Linked DNA regions of Homo sapiens: region 2 is linked to region 1. A link is a contact called in ENCODE Hi-C or POLR2A ChIA-PET data. All regions are on one chromosome and are shown on one strand. Each heading gives the region's core, a stretch centred on a gene start or an enhancer-like site at or near the end of the contact. The rest is flanking DNA. Distances are from core to core; before and after follow the strand shown. Region 1 overlaps PARD3 (par-3 family cell polarity regulator). Region 2 has its middle 48 kb from the start of PARD3-DT.

The links. A loop is a pair of places that touch in the nucleus more often than their neighbours do. ChIA-PET counts read pairs that join two places held with the same protein, here RNA polymerase II (POLR2A). Pooled maps may share reads with other maps.
Region 2: a map of PC-3 shows a loop between it and region 1 (3-fold over the local background). The contact joins two enhancer-like sites. A Hi-C loop is called at or near these places in 1 of 168 maps with a recorded cell type or tissue (PC-3) and 2 of 50 pooled maps. POLR2A ChIA-PET finds 5 or more read pairs at or near these places in 8 of 52 experiments (BJ, Caco-2, GM12878 and 5 more).

The regions. Positions count from the first base shown.
Region 1 is chr10:34,722,065-34,727,866 of GRCh38, reverse strand. All of the region lies in intron 1 of PARD3 (par-3 family cell polarity regulator), which reads left to right. Among named protein-coding and RNA genes, the nearest start is that of PARD3, 90 kb to the left of the region's middle. Within about 2 kb of position 4,111, at least 2 of the 41 ENCODE cell types and tissues checked have a DNase peak (open chromatin) inside an H3K27ac peak, as active enhancers do.
Region 2 is chr10:34,860,656-34,866,257 of GRCh38, reverse strand. No RefSeq gene overlaps it. Among named protein-coding and RNA genes, the nearest start is that of PARD3-DT, 48 kb to the right of the region's middle. Within about 2 kb of position 3,242, at least 2 of the 41 ENCODE cell types and tissues checked have a DNase peak (open chromatin) inside an H3K27ac peak, as active enhancers do.

The DNA.
Region 1 (5,802 bases), core at 2,862-5,361:
GGTTGCATACTTGTGTTTCACCTGCGTGCGTGCGTGTGTGTGTGTGTGTGTGGTGGAGGGAGGGGGTTGCATACTTGTGTTTCACCTGCAGTAGGGAAACCTTTTCATTCTCCAGCAGGCCGGGGTTTCGTAACAGGGCTGGAGGAATGTTATTCTGGCAACAGTGTGTGTGATTGGGAATGGAGAGATGAGAGACCGGGAGCAGAAAGAAAACCTTAAAGGCTTCAAAGTGCCTATAAATCATTATGTATATAAACTTGGACTGTTTTTTTTGTTGTTGTCGTTCAAAAAAAAAATAAACATAGCAATCTCTCATTGCTGTGCTCAGACTTGCTTCAGTTAAATAAATTTTGACTACAGAGTACAAGGTGGTAGTTCTTTGTGCTTGCAGGTGTCAGCAGTCTGGAAGGACTGATGTACTTTGGGTCCTATGAGGCTTGCCCTGCCTGCAGGGAGAAGGCTAGAACACATTGTTTTAATGATGTCTGTCATGGCCAGCCTGAGAAATTGAGAAGATGCTGCATAAAACGTGGGAACGTGCAGTGCTTCCTGAGACCTGGGGAGCCTGGGCCAGAGCAAGCTTGTATGCCGCCAGTGGCAGCTGTTCCTTAGATAGGGTTCATGCTCTCAGGCTTGCAGGCACCCACTCATCCTGTCCCTCATTTACCTGCCTGGCTCCCATAGGCTTATGAGCTTGTGACTCTTGAGCCAAAGTCTTTAAACATATTGGAAGGATGGAATCCCCCACCACACAGGGTGCAGAGGGAATGGATGCTTTGTGGGCTCTAAGGATAGTGTAATGGTAAGAGCAGTGGTGCCTGTAGATCTTGTACTTCCCCTTTATTTTACAGGTTGGGGAATAGGCAGAGCTTTTATTTGTCTGAGCTTACCCAGCTGGTTATTGGCAAAGCAAAGACTGGACTTGATTCCCTGTCCACAGAAAAGGGTAGAAAGTTGCTGACAATAGAGGGCTCTGTGGTCAGAGGAGAAGTTCAGAGGTCTGTGCTCAGAAAGGAGAAAGTATAAAGATGTAATGCTGGCCTTTCCTTATACATATGAGACAGAAAAGACCCCCGCTCCCGCCTCCCCCCACTTTTTTTTTTGGAGATGGAGTTCACTCTTGCCGCCCAGACTGGAGTGCAGTGGTGCATTCTCAGTTCACTGTAGCCTCCACCTCCTAGGTTCAAGTGATTCTCCTCAGCCTCAGCCTCCTGAGTAGCTGGGACTACAGGTGCCTGTCACCACGCCCAGCTAATTGTGTATGTGTTTGTGTGTGTGTGTTTTGAGACAGGGTCTCACTCTGTCGCCCAGGCTGGAGTTCAGTGGCACAATCTTGGCTCACTGCAACCTCTGCCTCCTGGGCTCGAGCGATTCTGCCTCAGCCTCCCGAGTAGCTGGGATTATGGGTGTGTGCCACCACGCCTGGCTAATTTTTGTATTTTTAGTAGAGATGGGGTTTCACCATGTTGGCCAGGCTGGTCTCAAATTCCTGACCTCAGGTGATCCACCCTCCTTGGCCTTCCAAAGTGTTGGGATTACAGGCGTGAGCCACTGTGCCCGGCTAATTTTTTGTGTTTTTAATAGAGACACAGTTTCATCATGTTGACCACGCTGGTCTTGAACTCCTTAACTTAGGTGATTCACCCACCTCCCAAAGTGCTGGGGTTACAGGCATGAGCCATCGTGCCTGGCCAAAGCTTTTGTTTTAGTAAAACATGAACTCGATTTGTTCTAAGTATAAAAGTAGTTATAGCCAAGAGCTTTAGGAAGTTATATGGCATCTGTTGATGGTTAAAAGACATGTTAGGCAGAAATCCTTGTGGTGCTAATTGATTACCTTTACACTCCCTTAAGTCTGGAAAGAACTTTAACCAAATGGCATTCTAAAGACATGTATGCTTAGATACTGCAGTTATCTGTTACATGACTGAGAACGTGGGATTAAAAAAACAACAACACACAAACGCATTCACTCAAGACAGTAGAACTAGTCCACAGCAAGCAAATAATGTTTTAGGTGTAGTAAAGTATCTGCCTTTTTGCAAAGTAACTTTTGTTGTTCAGTTGCAGTCCTGGTGTTAGCTACCCAAGCTGGCTGGACATTGTGTCATCTGAGTTTCTTTCTAATTCACTTGTTCTTGGTTGGAGTGTTGTGTAGTTAGTAAAGCTCGCAGGTGTTTCTGATACAGCCAGGATTGAGAACCACCATGTATTCCCTCATTCCCTTTTGAGATAGATTGACACTAGATATTGTGCCCCCCCAAGGGTAGATTTTTACGATGAATAACACTACTCCTCACAGTTGAGGAAGTAGGGACTGTTGTGAAAATCCTGGCTTATCAGAATGGCAACGAATACTTAGCAGTGACTGAATGCCTTGAGCTATTCGGAGAGCTTGAAAAGTTTTGACTGGGCTGGGCGTGGTGGCTCACACCTGGAATCTTAGCACTTTGGGAGGCCGAGACAGGTGGATCACCTAGAGGCCAGGAGTTCAAGACCACCTTGGTCCAACATGGTGAAACCCCATCTCTACTAAAAATACAAAAATTAGCCAGGCGTAGTGGCAGGCATCTGTAACCCCAGCTACTCAGGAGGCTGAGGCAGGAGAATCGCTTGAACCTGGGAGTTGGAGCATGCAGTGAGCTGAGATCACGCCACTGCACTCCAGCCTGGGCGACAGAGTGAGACTCCGTCTCTCTCTCTCTCTCTCTCTGTCACACACACACACACACACACACACACACACACACACACACACACAAAGTTTTGACTCATTCAATCCTTTTAACAATTCTATGAGTAAGGGACTCTTGTTACTCACATTTCTCAGATGAGGGAAACGGGCAGAGAGAGGTTAAGTCATTTGCTCCAGCTATGTCCAGTCTTCACTGTTAATTCCTAGGCTCCATTGCTTGTACTGAATGAGCTGATGCTTCCTTCATATTTGTAACTAATCAGCTCACTGAGCGGATTTTAGAAGCTCTAGCATTTCTACTGCTCCAGCATTTGCTCCGCAGTTACGTTGTTGTCACTTGGGCTACAGCATCCAGTAGACTGATGTTCAGGGCTCTCCTGCAGACTGCTGCTGCCCGTGGTAGCACAGCCCAGCTGACTTGACCTATCCCCAGAGCTCTTCTTCACCTCTACACCCCTGCCTTTGTCCTGAGTTAATAATATAACATAACAGTAAAAACAAAAATATTTTGTGGTCAGTTTTCTAGTTACTGGGTTTAATGACAACTAGCCAGTTTAGCTTATATATATTCACTATAGTATTTCCTTTAGTTCTATGTGCTATGTTTACTGTGATCATAGTAAAATTATTTTAAATACTTGATTGGGATTAGAACAGGGCAGCCTCTTATATATAACTTAATTTTTTTACTAGCAAGTTTAGAAATTTACCAGCAAGTTTATAATTTTTTCTAGCCAATGTATGAGCTTATAAACAAAACAAAAAACTCTTTAGTTATGTAAGAGAACTGAAGGGAAATTACAGTGCTATCTTCACCACTGCAAGAGGGTAGGTGCTTGTATAAGCTTTTAAAAATGGGCATGACTTGCAAGGCTATTTTAGTTGCATGGAGAAAGCCATAGATCACAATGCAGTTTCCAACCATACTGCATTGACTTAAAAAAAAATACCCTGAGAGATAAATAATTAAACAATATGGGATGCATTTCATAGAATCTTCAGGATTACATGCTTATTTTCTCACGAACACTGAGTTTATTTGAATTTTGGATTATGTATATACTGTCCCTGTGCTCCATACGAAGTTTCCATTAAGAATGTGTTCTTGCTTTAATGATGTGCACTCCTGTTTCCCTCTGCAGTGAACAGGAATTACCAAGCTTGTGCTCGTTGAGTGCTCTCTGCTGGTGGCTTTGGGTTTTAATATCAGTAACAGATCCACCAGTGAAGTGTAGACGAGAACTCAAACTGGAAAGTGAAAGGAGCCCAGCTCCCAGCCTGCGGCACCCTTCCACTGTGAGCCCAGAGTGCGATTACAGATGTCCCCTAAAGAAGTGCCCCCATCCCTGGTCCTGCATCCCTGCGGTGTGCTCAAGCCTGCAGTTCCTCCGCTGCATCGCCGTGATCAATACTTGAGCATATTTTAAAACACAGTGTACTAGAATGATGCCAGATTTATGAAGTGATTGAGCTTTTTCCCTAGGCGGGGAACAAGCTGTGGAAAATGGGAAGTTTAAAAGTCTTCTGACATCATAAAGCTGAGATTAATTACTATGATCTGATTGATATCTAATACATTTTGGTTTTTCAAACAGAGTTTGAAATAATTGGTGATATGAGCTCAAAGAAGTTTATGATCTTATCAGAGGTGACCTTAAAATTTGGGGAGTCAGAAACAGAAGTCAAAGGCACTATGCTTCTTTAAGGAAAAAAGCAATCAGAAATGCATAATAAACATAGTGACTTTGCTTCTGTGTGTCTCTCTGGCTGTTTCAGCCATCATTGGTGGCCTTTTTCTCGTATGATTTTACTGGATACATGTAAATCAAAGGCATCCTCTAACCTTTCAAGTCAATATATGATTTCTTTTTTGTCCCCCAGACAGAGCCTCGCTCTGTTGCCCAGGCCTCCTAGGTTCTCCTGCCGCAGCCTCCCAAGTAGCTGGGATTACAGGCATGTGCCACCATGCTTGGCTAATTTTTATATTTTTAGTAGAGACAGGGTTCTTGCCGTGTTGGCCAGGCTGGTCTTGAACTCCTGAGCTCAGGTGATCTCCCACCTCAGCCTCCCAAAGTGCTGGAATTATAGGTGTAAGCCACCGTGCCTGGCCAATATATATATTTTTGTAAAAATATGCTTTCATTAGGGAAAATTTCAAATATACTACAATTGTTAAGAGAATAACATACCTCCATGTACCTGTCACCCAACTTCAGCAATTCACATTTTTGGCCAATCTTGTTTCTTCTGTACCCTCGCACTATTTCCATTCCATCATTTTGAAATAAATCTTAGATATCAGATAGTTACACTGGTAAATATTTCATCATGTTCAATATATGTATTTGTCAAAAAGGAATATTAAACTAATATCCTGCCTTCTGCCTCACTTTCTAAAGAAGATACTGTGTTTTGAAAGGTGGCTTACAAAATGCTTTGTGATATTCTAAATGCTGAGGCAAAATATATGAAGTTAAATGTTTTTGAGATGAAGGCTGTCAACAGCTTTCGGAGCATAGGCAAGAAGATTGTGGGGCAAGTGTGCGCAGGAAGTGTGAGGCCCAAAGTGTCCTGCCCTGGAGAGTGAGACGGAACATCCCCAGGGAGTACCGTGCTGAACATCAAGCCTGATCTTACCCTGCTGTCACAGGAGATTAAGTGGCCAGGCTGGTTCTTCAGTCCTCATTTCTCAAAACACATACATGGATGTTTTCTATGATTATAGTTTATAGTGACCTTGTGCAGAAGCATTGAGCCAGTTTATTATTAAAACTTGGACTAGGTAAACTATAATTTGATTTCTGTACAGGCGATAACCACTGGAGATAGCAAGAGTGAATGACAGTGTGGTGACGGGCAAATCTTATTTGTTACTGTTTAGACAATCTATATATACATAGATAAACAGTCTATATATATACATAAAACAACAGTATATATATAAAAATATATAAATATATGTCTCAAAAATATATATTTTGAGACAGGATCTCACTTTATCACAAGGCTGGAGTGCAGTGGCACCATCATGTCTCACTGCAGCCTTGAACTCCCTGGGCTCAGGTGGTCCTCCTACCTTAGCCTCTGGAGTAGCTGGGACTACAGGC
Region 2 (5,602 bases), core at 1,993-4,492, 140 kb before region 1:
CAGATTTCCAAAATTTACAGAAGTCTTCAGTATTATTGGTAAAGCACTATAATTTGCTGTTATAATTACTATTAAAATATTTTTCTATCAAATACAAAACTAGTATGACTTTTTGCTACTATGATTATATTGCAAATCAAATTTAACAACCTGTAGAATAACCAAATTTATAAATAAAATAGCATCTGTACATTGTCAAATGGTTTGGCAAGTTTAAAAAAAAGGGATTGGATCCTAGTAGGTGGTGATAAACAACTTGAGAACTGTCTCGCCTTAACTGCACTTTAGTTACTGTAATCCTGGGGAATTTTCTTGATAAATGTCTCCTAGGTTTTCAAATTCTTCAATCCATGTCTTATTACTAACTGTTTTATAAATCTCATTGTAAATAAAGAATATGGACCAGGCATGGTGGCTCACACCTGTAATCCCAGCACTTTGGGAGCCCGAGGCAGGTGGAAGCTTGAGCTCAGAAGTCCAAGGCCACCTTGGGTGACATAGCAAGACCCTGGCTCTACAAAAGAAAATTAAAAATTAGCTGGGCTTGGTGGCACACATCTGTACTCTCTGCTACTCAGGAGGCTGAGGTGAGAGGATTGCTTGAGTCCAGGAGGTCGAGGCTGCAGTGAGCTGTGATTGTGCCACTGCACTATAGCCTGGGTGCCAGAGTGAGACCTTGTCTCTAAAAATACACATACACACACGGTAAAGGAAAGCATTTAGGGTAAGATAATTGCTTGTATAGAAAAACAACCAAGTCTAAGCACTTAACTTGAAATAAGGATTAAACACACTTAGATAGCTCTCTTAAATGGGAATAAAGATTGTTTTCTTGGCCCGGCACGATGGCTCACGCCTGTAATCCCAGCACTTTGGGAGGTCAAGGCGGATGGATCACTTGAGGTCAGGAGTTCGAGACCAACCTGACCAACATGGTGAAACCCTGTCTCTACTAAACATACAAAAAATTAGAGGCAGGAGGATCAACTGAGGTTAGGAGTTCGAGACCAGCCTGGCCAACATGGTGAAACCCTGTCTCTACTAAAAATACAAAAAATTAGCTGCGTGTGGTGGTGGGCCTCTGTAGTCCCAGCTACTCTGGAGGCTGAAGCAGGAGAATTGCTTGAACCCAGGAGGTGGAGCTTGCAGTGAGCCGAGATCATGCCATTGCACTCCAGCCTGGGCAAAAGCACGAGACTCCATCTCAAAAAATAAAAATAAAAAAATTGTTTTCTCTTAATGTCATCCTATCTTATTGGAGACTCAGTATTCTCCCGTGGAGAACTTTTATTCAGCATAAACACAAAGCGAGACCTGAATGGGCACTGTACCCTTTCTCTATTCTGATCTCCTAAAAGCTCAAGACACTTCTGAAACAGAACATTTTGTTATTTGGAAAGTTTCCAAAATCAGTGAATTATTTGCTGTCTGGAGTTCAGCCTTTGGAAAGCAAGTGCTTCTACTAGATTTTCTATAACTATGGCTTTAACTCATGGGTCTTTTCCTGCTATATTTTGTTCTCTTAACTTTTACCAAGCACCACTTTTTTCGTGTGTGAGATTTTTCACTCTGCAGCACTTCACGTAGGGCTAGATTTTGACTCTATGGCTTGTTGGCAGCTAACTGCCACTGTTTTATTGATAGTTTCTGACCGGGATTAGATTTACTTCCAGATGCTGTGAACAGATAGGCAAGGATACACCACTCATTACATTTACAAGTACTTTTTTTCGAAGAAGTTATTCATCACAATAACAATACGCGAGCCATCTCCTTATTAATGCCCAAACTACCCAGTTAAAGCAAGTGTTAAGACAACAGAAAACGCTAAAGAACTATTTACTACAGTACCTTGTCACTCACGTGGAGTAAGCTCTTTCTTCCACCTACAGACTGTCCTAGGTTATTTTTATGACTTCTGAAACCATCTGTTCTAACCTGCTCTCTGCTGCTCTTTGGAATACAGATGTTAATTACCTTTTCAACATTTTGCTGCTCCTTGCTTAGAGCCTCAAATTGAATTTGTTTTTTTTTCCCTAGTTTTTTGTTGCAGCAAAACTCAAGACTCTTCTCTCTCAACCATTTTATTTAGAGGGACACGGATCTGCTCTGTTGGGAGGACAACGGAAATGACACTTCCTCTGTCTGCACTTAGTACCCAACTAACATTAAGCCTTCTCCCTCTAAGCTGAATACGATAACCTGAATTATAAACATCTGAAACGTGTTTTTTTTTTTTTTTTTTTTGGAGATAGAGTCTCCCTCTGCACCCAGGCTTGAGCGAAATGAGGCAATCTTGGCTCACTGCAACCTCAACCCCCTGGGCTCAAGTGATCCTCCTACCTCAGCCTCCCAAGTAGCTGGGACCATAGGCATGCACTCATGCCTGGCTAATTTTTGTATTTTTTTGAAGAGACAGGGTTTTGCCATGTTGCGCAGGCTGGTCTCAAAATCCTGGGCTCAAGTGATCCTCCTGCCTTAGCCTCCCAAAGGCAGGGATTGTAGGCATGAGCCACCTCACCTGGCCTGAAACGTCTCTCTTCTATTTTTTATTTTTGAGACGGAGTCTTGTGTTCTGTCCCCCAGGCTGGAGTGCAGTGGTGCAATCTCGGCTCACTGCAAGCTCCACCTCCTGGGTTCACGCCATTCTCCTGCCTCAGCCTCCAGAGTAGCTGAGACTACAGGCGCCTGCAACCACGCCTGGCTAATTTTTTGTATTTTTATTAGAGACGGGGTTTCACCGCGTTAGCCAGGATGGTCTTGATCTCCTGACCTTGTGATCCGCCCGCCTCGGCCTCCCAAAGTGCTGGGATTACAGGTGTGAGCCGCCGCGCCCGGCCTGAAACATCTCTTAAACAGGATGCCTGTAAATAGGCCAGGTATGGTGGCAAGACTCCGTCTCAAAAAAAAAAAAAGAAAAGAAATTAAGTATTTGTTATTTGATAACGTCTTATAAAACTTTTTGCTAATTAAAATTCTTCATATTACAAAAAACTGCAGAGGGAAGAATGTCTTACAGTTGAAAAGAGTGGACTTTTGTGCAGTTGAGGGAGCTCTTGAATTTTATGATTCTGCTGCCTTGGTAGTTGATAATTGAGCTAAACAGAAAGAAAACAGTGGGAAAAGAAAAGGTCATGGTGCTAGACAAGAATCAATTCTCAACAAAGTGTTTGCTGAACAAATAAATTAAATGGGCTGGGTGTGGTGGCTCACAGCTGTAATTCCGGCACCTTGGAAGGCCAAGGCAGACAGTTTGCTTGAGCCCAGAAGTTTGAGACCAGCCTGGGTAACCTGGCAAAACCCTATCTCAACAAAAAATAAAAAATTAGCCGGGCATGGCGGCTTGCACCTGTAGTCCCAGCTTCTCGGGAGGCTGAAGTGGGAGGATCTCTTGAGCCTGGGAGGTTGAGGCTACAGTGAGCCATGATCATGCCACTGAATGGCAGCCTGGGCAACAGAGCAAGACTCTGGGGGTGGGGGGGAAAAAAGAAGAAAAAGGAGGAGGAGAAGAAGAAATTAAATGGAGAAAAGAAAGGGACCCTGAAAACTTAAAAACAGGGTTACAATGGACAGGATCACAGAGCTTCTGGGATAAAATTCTACTAAAAATGGCCAGGCGTGGTGGCTCATGCCTGTAATCCCAGCACTTTGGGAGGCCGAGGCAGGCAGATCGCTTGTGGTCAGAAGTTTGTGACAAGCCTGGCCAACATGATGAAATCCCCTCTCTACTAAAAATACAAAAATTAGTGGGGCATAGTGGTGTATGCCTGTAATCCCAGCTACTCAGGAGACTGAGACAGGAGAATCTCTTGAACCCAGGAAGTAGAGGTTGCAGTGGGCTGAGATTGTACCACTGCACTCCGGCCTGGGTGACAGAGCAAGACTCGGTCTCAAAAAAAAAAAAAAAAATCTATTTAAAACACTCAGAGTACCCCATTTTGAACTCGAGTATGGTTTTGTAATGGGAAGAAACGTGTTTCTTCTTTGATTAAATTCTGAAGGATAAAAATAAAGATGAACAAGAGGAAACAAATGAGATGACGAACAGAAGATGAAGGCAAAGAGAAGAAAAAAGACTACTTTTTTAACACTGTTAAAGACAGTGTTTGCAAATTATGTAAATTTTTTCACTTTTCTTTTCTGTTTTTCTCTCTTGCTTTGTTTCCTTCGTTCTAGCATTTAAACTCTGAGTTCCAAAGGGAAGTTTAAGTGCAATTTGGAAGTACGTTAAGTAAGACAACACCAGGTGGCAAATAGCAATTTAATTCTCCTTGCCAGCAGAGCTAAAGACTTAGTGTGCTCTTTATTAGGAGAGCTGGGGGTGGGCAAGATGCCTGGAGAGAGAGAGGGCGGTAGGAAAAGGCCATTTAGTGTGTGTTGTGATGAAGGATGCACAGCAATTGTTTGGGTTTTCAAAAGAAATTATTTTAATGCATGCATTAATTCTCCTTTTCATCTCACTGCCTGCCAGAAAATTGGTTGTACAAGCGTTCAAGGCATTTTCCCTGGACCAGATATTTACACAGGAGTACTGTGTTGACATTATGTGGCTTCGGATTTCAGCGGGCAGGCTGATGCCTCTTGGGACATGTAAGTGCAGAAGGCAAGGCCTGCCACGCCCGTGAGAAGGGAGCCAGCTTCAGAGAGGGCTCCAAGGTTCATATTTGTTCTCCAAACCAAGTCAAGGGTGGTACTTTTTGTTTTGAAAATATAAGGGTCTGCTTCTGAACTCTTCCATGCATTTATATCCTATTTGGGTTTTATCCAACGGGAAAATTGGGTTTGGGGGACCCCTAAAAACTGTCTTTTAATTTTTATGTATTTATTTATTATTTTTTGAGACAACGACTTGCTCTGTCTCCCAGGCTGGAGTGCAATGGCACAATCTCAGCTCACTGCAGCTTTGACCTCCTGGGCTCAAGGGATCCTCCCAGCTCAGTTTTCTGAGTAGCTGGGACCACAGGTGTGCGCCACCAGGCCCAGCTAATTATTGTATTTTTTTGTAGAGATAGGGTCTCGCTGTGTTTCCCAGGCTGGTCTCAATGTCCTGGGCTCAAGTGATCCGCCCACCTCAGCCTCTCAAAGTGCTGGGATTACAGGCGTGAACCATGGTGCCCAGCCTCCAAAAACTATATAGATGATGATAAATAAATATCATTTAAGATAAAGTATTGCAGTTATACTTTTGGGAAATAGAAAAAAAAAGATAGTCCGGAAGATATAGCTGTTGATACTGTTGTTATTTTGGCTCCTATGACCATTAGAATCGTCAGCCCCTCTCCCTCTGCAGAAGTCCCTGGAGCTCTGTCTTCATCCTTGGCAGGGAGACCCTTTAACTTTTTTCTTTATTTTTCTTACTCTTTTGTGAAGGCCATTGAGTATGAATTGAAGAAGCAGGTAGAAAGTTTTTCTGTTGGCTGGCTGCAGTGGCTCAGGATAGTAATCCCAGCACTTTGGGAGGCTAAGGCGAGAGGATCACTTGAGCCCGGGAGTTTGAGATCAGCCTGGGCATTGCAACAAGACCCCATCTCAGTTTTTTTTTTTTTAAAGGACATTTTTCTCAAAGGAACTGAATATAAAAAGAGAAACATGCAGATGCGGG